Linked DNA regions of Homo sapiens: region 1 is linked to region 2. A link is an interaction called in ENCODE POLR2A ChIA-PET data of the cell type or tissue named here. Cell type or tissue: A673. All regions are shown on one strand. Each heading gives the region's core, and the rest is flanking DNA. Links, peaks and the distances in the headings are about the cores only. Region 1 overlaps CCNY-AS1 (CCNY antisense RNA 1). Region 2 has its middle 22 kb from the start of LINC02634.

The links. ChIA-PET counts read pairs that join two places held together with the same protein. Peaks named below come from ENCODE experiments on the same cell type or tissue, not always from the same donor. Only the 100,000 strongest peaks of a DNase experiment are listed, where the experiment ranks them.
Region 1: POLR2A ChIA-PET joins it to region 2 with 8 read pairs; 5 of 35 experiments call an interaction of 5 or more read pairs at or near these places.

What each region holds. Positions count from the first base shown.
Region 1 is chr10:35,315,525-35,318,439 of GRCh38, reverse strand. It overlaps CCNY-AS1 (CCNY antisense RNA 1), which reads left to right. Exons shown (of 4, transcript NR_186477.1): 4 at 2,031-2,915. It also overlaps a transcript of CCNY not described here. Among named protein-coding and RNA genes, the nearest start is that of CCNY-AS1, 19 kb to the left of the region's middle. In A673, for the core only: no CTCF peak of the experiment used is centred there; no DNase peak of the experiment used is centred there.
Region 2 is chr10:35,265,682-35,268,596 of GRCh38, reverse strand. It overlaps a transcript of CCNY not described here. Among named protein-coding and RNA genes, the nearest start is that of LINC02634, 22 kb to the right of the region's middle. In A673, for the core only: no CTCF peak of the experiment used is centred there; no DNase peak of the experiment used is centred there; H3K27ac peaks cover 1,895 bases.

The DNA.
Region 1 (2,915 bases), core at 296-2,795, 50 kb before region 2:
AGGAGTATATATTGATATTTCTACTTCATGACTAGATAGGGGACTAAATTAAAATTCGCTACTCAGTTCTCAGTTGTAAGGCCCACAGTTGCACATGGGTAGGTGGGTAGTTGCACATGCACAGAGTTGGTGGTCACAACTCTGCTTTCTTGCCCTTCTGCTTAACATGGAGCTATTTAATCTTATTTATTTATTTATTTATTTATTTATTTAGAAATAGGGTCTGCTCTGTCACCTTGGCTGGAGTGCAGTGGCACAATCATGGCTCACTGCAGCCTAGAACTCCTGGGCTCAAGTGATGTTCCCACCTTAGCCTCCTGAGTAGCTGGGACTATAGACACACACAACCACGCTCTGCCAATTTTGAAATTTTTTGTAGAAATGAGGTCTCCCTATGTTGCCCAGGCTGGTCTTGAACTCCTGGCCTCAAGCAGTCCTCCCACCTCAGCCTCCCAAGTGCTAGGATTACAGGCAAGAGCCACAGCGCCAGGCTGGAACTATGTAAGATAGCACTTAGCCCTGCATGTATGTGTTACTAACAATGGTTGTGTAGATCACTCCTCCAAAGGGAAAGTCTCTCTAGATGGGTTTTTGCCCCAATTAAGCAATAGCTTCCTCCAAACGGTGCTCACCTATCCATTGACTGCGATATTTGAAGACAAAGTGAGTCTTCACTCACCATCACCATTCCCCACGTCCCCTTTCCCTGGGAGCGCACACACTTAGGAGGGCAGTGCTGCTTCCTCCACAGCAGTGACAGCTGGCCAGGATTTATGAAATGTCTCTCAAGGAAATGTGCTCTCTTCCATGCTCAGAGATGCCACGTGGTCACAGTGCAGTCTTCATGCAGTTGTAGCTTAGACTTCCAGATTCAAAGGTCAGAAACCAGCTTGGAATTTTCCTGGTCCTAACTCAAACCTGGCATAAGTCAAAGTTTAAATCCAACAGGTTCCAAAGGAAATCAGATTAAACACATGTGCTGCTTGGTCATGCAAGGACCCTGGAGTAGAAAAGTAGGTATTGCCGTCTTGGTCATGAAAGCCACAACATCACCAGCAAGAGGACAGGCACTTAGATCTGTTCACTGCTGTGCCCTCAACTCCTGGAATAGGACCTGGTGCAGAGTGTGATCAGAAAGTATTTATTGAGTTTCAGGTACAGTGGCTCATGCCTGTAATCCTAACACATTGGAAGACCAAGGTGGGAGGATCACTTGAGCCCAGGAGTTTGAGACCAGCCTGGGTGACACAGGGAGACCCTATCTCTATAAAAAATAAACTTAAAAAAAAATTGGGCCCTGCACAATGGTTCACGCCTGTAATCCCAGCTCTTTGGGAAACTGAAGCGGATGGATCATCTGAGGTCAGGAATTCGAGACCAGCCTGGCCAACATGGTGAAACCCCCATCTCTACTAAAAATAGAAAAATTAGCCGGGCGTGGTGGCGGGCACCTGTAATCCCAGCTACTCGGGAGGCTGAGGCAGGAGAATCACTTGAACCCAAGAGGTGGAGGTTGCAGTGAGGCGAGATTGCACCACTGCACTCCAGCCTGGGCAACAGAGCGAGACTTGGTCTACACGCTTTGTAATCTAAAACATTCTCTACCAATACCTCAATCAGTGAATTCTTGCTTTATTGATACATTCTAGTATTCAGTTGTGATTTTAATATGCTATTTTGGTACTTTCTGCTTTCAGTTTTCATTGCTGTGGCTATTGCCTTAAACAGAAACAAAAAACTAAAACAATTTTACAACCATCCAAAAGAGGCTTGGAAACTTTTTTTTGGCTGGATATCCATAGCACAATTTAATTCAGTAAACATAAACAGTTAAAATTATTCCAGTACACAACCATGTTTTAAAAAAGAGATTACACCCAATTTTGGCAACAACACCCAGGAAATAAGCATTCTTTTACATTTGGTTCAAACTTTCTGAATGGCAGTTGTGCAACACTTGTTGTGAAAAACTTTAGAATATTATAAACATGTTAATCCTGTATTTCCATTTCTGTGAATTCATCCAAAAGAAATAACCATGGATATGGGTAGAGACAGAGCCATATGGAATGCACACTGCAGTGGTGAACACATGGCCCAGCTCTGCCATCAAGGAGAAGGTGAGAACATGGGGGAAGATTTTATCGAAGTTTCTTTTCTGGGGCATATGCTCAGGTTAAACACCTGCTCTGTATCTCTAGCTTCTGACTCCTACCCCTGGCCAGCTCTGTTACTCTAGTACACTGCTAGGCAGGCAGAGTATGGCCAAAGTATTCACAACAGTGCATCACTAAATCAACTGGGATCCACACAATGGAATATCCTAATGCATCATTAAAAATCACATTGTAAAAGAAGATTTTATAACAGAAAAAAATGCACTGTATATGATACATTTTTAAAATGTTACTTATGCCAGTCACAATAAAAGACAATTACACTTATATGGGATAGAGTAGTCAATATTATAGAGACAGAAGGTAGAAATGGGTCTGGGTGGAAATTAGAATGAGATGTTCTTAGCATTCCAGTTTTACAAGATGAAAAGAGTAACGGAGACAGATGGCAGTGGTGGTTGCATGACATTATGAATGTACATAATTAAAAATGGGTAAGATGGCACAGTGAGATACCATCTCACACCAGTCAAAATGGCTATTACTAAAAAGTCAAAAAAATAACAGATGCTGGGGAGCTTGTAGAGAAAAGGGAATGCTTATACACTGCTAGTGGCAGTGTAAGTTAGTCCAGCCACTGTGGCAATTCCTCAAAGAACTTAGAACTATCATTTGACCCAGCAATCCCATTACTGGGTATATACCCAAAGGAATATAAATTGTTCTGCCTTAAAGACACATGCATGTGATTGTTCATTGCAGCACTCTTTATAATAACAAAGACATGGAATCAACCTA
Region 2 (2,915 bases), core at 212-2,711:
AGAATGCTTAGTGGAGCTGTGGGAACAGGGCTACCTCAAGACCCTAGACTTGTGGGGCCACCAGCACACAATACCAGCTTGGGAGAGCCCCAGGAACACAACACAAACCTGTAAGAGCTGTGGTATACACTGTGCTCAGCAAAACCACGGGGGCAGGGAAGCCTCAGGGACCCAACCACAGCCATGTGGGACACGAGGCAAAGATTGTATTCAAGCCTTAAGATTGAATGTTGTTTGTCGTTGTTGGTAGAGACAGAGTTTCACCATGTTGGCCAGGCTGTTCTCGAACTCCTGACCTCAAGTGACCCACCTGCCTCAGCCTCCAAAAGTGTTGGGATTATAGGTGTGAGCCACCGCACCTGGCATTTAAATTCTTTTACACCAAGAAGATAAGAACCAAGGGGCCCTGCACAGTGGCTCACGCCTGTAATCCCAGCATTTTGGGAGGCCAAGGCAGGCAGATCACTTGAGGCCAGGAGTTCGAGACCAACCTAAAAATACAAAATTAGCCGGGTGTAGTGGCGCATGCTTATAATCCCAGCTACTTGGGAGGCTGAGGCAGGAGAATCCCTTGAGCCTGGGAGGCGCAGGCTGCAGTGAGCCAGCCAAGATTGCATCACTGCACTCCAGTCTGGTCATGAGACTCTGTCTCAAAAAAAAAGGAAAAAAGAAGATAAGAACTGAAGTATCACATCAGCCATCAACAACACCCCATCTCAAAAATAATTCTTACTTTTTCAGCTATGGGTTAACCCATCAGTTTTTTCAACTTAGTAAATCAGTGACTTTATTCCACCGCTCAGCTATTTACCCGACATTGCACAACTCAAGCAGGAACATGTAAGGAACAAAAGGGCAGCACTCGTGCCCACACTGTCCTTTTTATTAGTTTCTTTGGTTTTTCATCCTGGGAATCGATACTTGGAAGCAGTGTTTTCTGTCACAAGAGGGAGCAACCAGGGCCCCATCGTCTTCCTTTTACATCTATATCATTGTCAGAACCTCTCCTCTGGCTTCCTGCCAGACTCAGACCAAATCTACCCCCATGCCCACCACCATGGACATGTTGGACTGTCAGCTGTGTATCCCAGCAGAACGGGGTGACAGCTCCACGCTGGGCTCTTTAGCCTGTTCCTCATTTGGCAACAAAAGAATGAGCCAGCCCCAGAGTGTTTGAGCATGTCAACAGGAAGGAGAATTGGAGAAGAAAGAGGCCCACCAGGGAAGAAGCTTCCCACAAAAGCCCGAGGATGAGGCTGGAATTATCCTCTTTTTTTTTTTTTTTCTAAGTGATGGGATCTCTCTCTGTTGCCCAGGCTGGAGTAGGATGGCACAATGATAGCTCACTGCAACCGCAAACTCCTGGGCTCAAGTGATCCCCCCAACTCAGCCTCCCAAAGCGGAGGGATTACAGGAGCACCACTCTGCACCCGTCCTGGAATGACTCTCTTATGGAAAGAGCTGTTCTATGTGCCCTCATTACCCACAGTAGGTCATTTTTTTTTTTTTTTTTGAGACAGAAGTCTCACTCTTATCCACCAGGCTGGAGTGCAATGGCACGATCTCAGCTCACTGCACCCTCCGCCTCCCAGGTACAAGCGATTCTCCTGCCTCAGCCTCCTGAGTAGCTGGGATTACATGTGCCTGCCACCACACAGCTAATGTTTGTATTTTTAGTAGAGACAGGGTTTCACCGTGTTGGCCAGGCTGGTCTCGAACTCCTGATCTCAGGAGATCCACCTGCCTCGGCCTTCCAAAGTGCTGGGATTACAGGTGTGAGCCACCGCACCCGGCGACAGTAGGTCATCTTTCAAGGAGAGCCCTAGAAAGTGGAATGAATTACATTCAAATCAGGTCAACACTTTCTAAATCTATACAAGTAAAAAATAAGAACGCTTAATGACACCCTTCCTGATGCTAACGATTCCCCCCGCATCACCCACTGTAGGGCTATCTCTGTGACCGACATTGCATTAGGGCTCTTGTTACATTCTGTTCGGTTCGTTTATGGTTAATGAGAAGTATTTTCATTGCAGCACAGGAGGATCCTCTATATGGGGAAGTAATAGAACAGGAGAAATGTGTGCCTGTGTCCACGCGTGAGAGAGAGAATGTTTTAAATCAGTCTGCTACATGGAATTCCTCCACCAAGTGATCAAAAAATCATGCTACATTTCTCACTTCAGAAGTTATCTGGGGCCAGGGGTGGTGGCTCACGCCTGTAATTCCAGCACTTTGGGAGGCCAAAGCTGGTAGATCACCTGAGGTCAGGAGTTTGAGACCAGCCTGACCAACATAGTGAAACCCCATCTCTACTAAAAATACAAAAAAAAAAAAAAAAAAAAAAGGAAATTAGCCGGGCATGGTAGCGCATGCCTGTAATCCCAGCTACTCGGGAGGCTGAGACAGGAGAATTGCTTGAACCTGGGAGGTGGAGGTTGTAGTGAGCCGAGATTGTACCACTGCACTCCAGCCTGGGGGACAGAGCAAGACTCCATCTCAAAAAATAATAATAGTAAATAAAAAAAGAGAAGTTTCCTGGAGATACATGTAAATTCTTTTCTGTCATCTTTTATTCTTCATAACAACCCAGGGATGGCTTATGTCATTTAGAATTTTAAATTTTCAAATAATTGTGCTTGTAGAATGTAAAGAGTGGGGCTGGCTTCTGCTGTGTGACCCACAGCCTCTCCCGGTGGCCTGCAGGTGTGACTCTGACAGCGTGGGAGGCAGCAAGCATGCCAGTGACACGCTGGTGGGCTTCATATCTGCCCCACCTTGGCCAACCCACTAGACCTTCTTCTATGCTCCTCTCAGAAGCTATGTGCTTTGGAGAGCCATTCCCTGAAAAGCCCCCTTCTCCTTAACCACTAAGGAAACTTCACATATAAGGCAACCCGTGCCCTGCTTCAGTG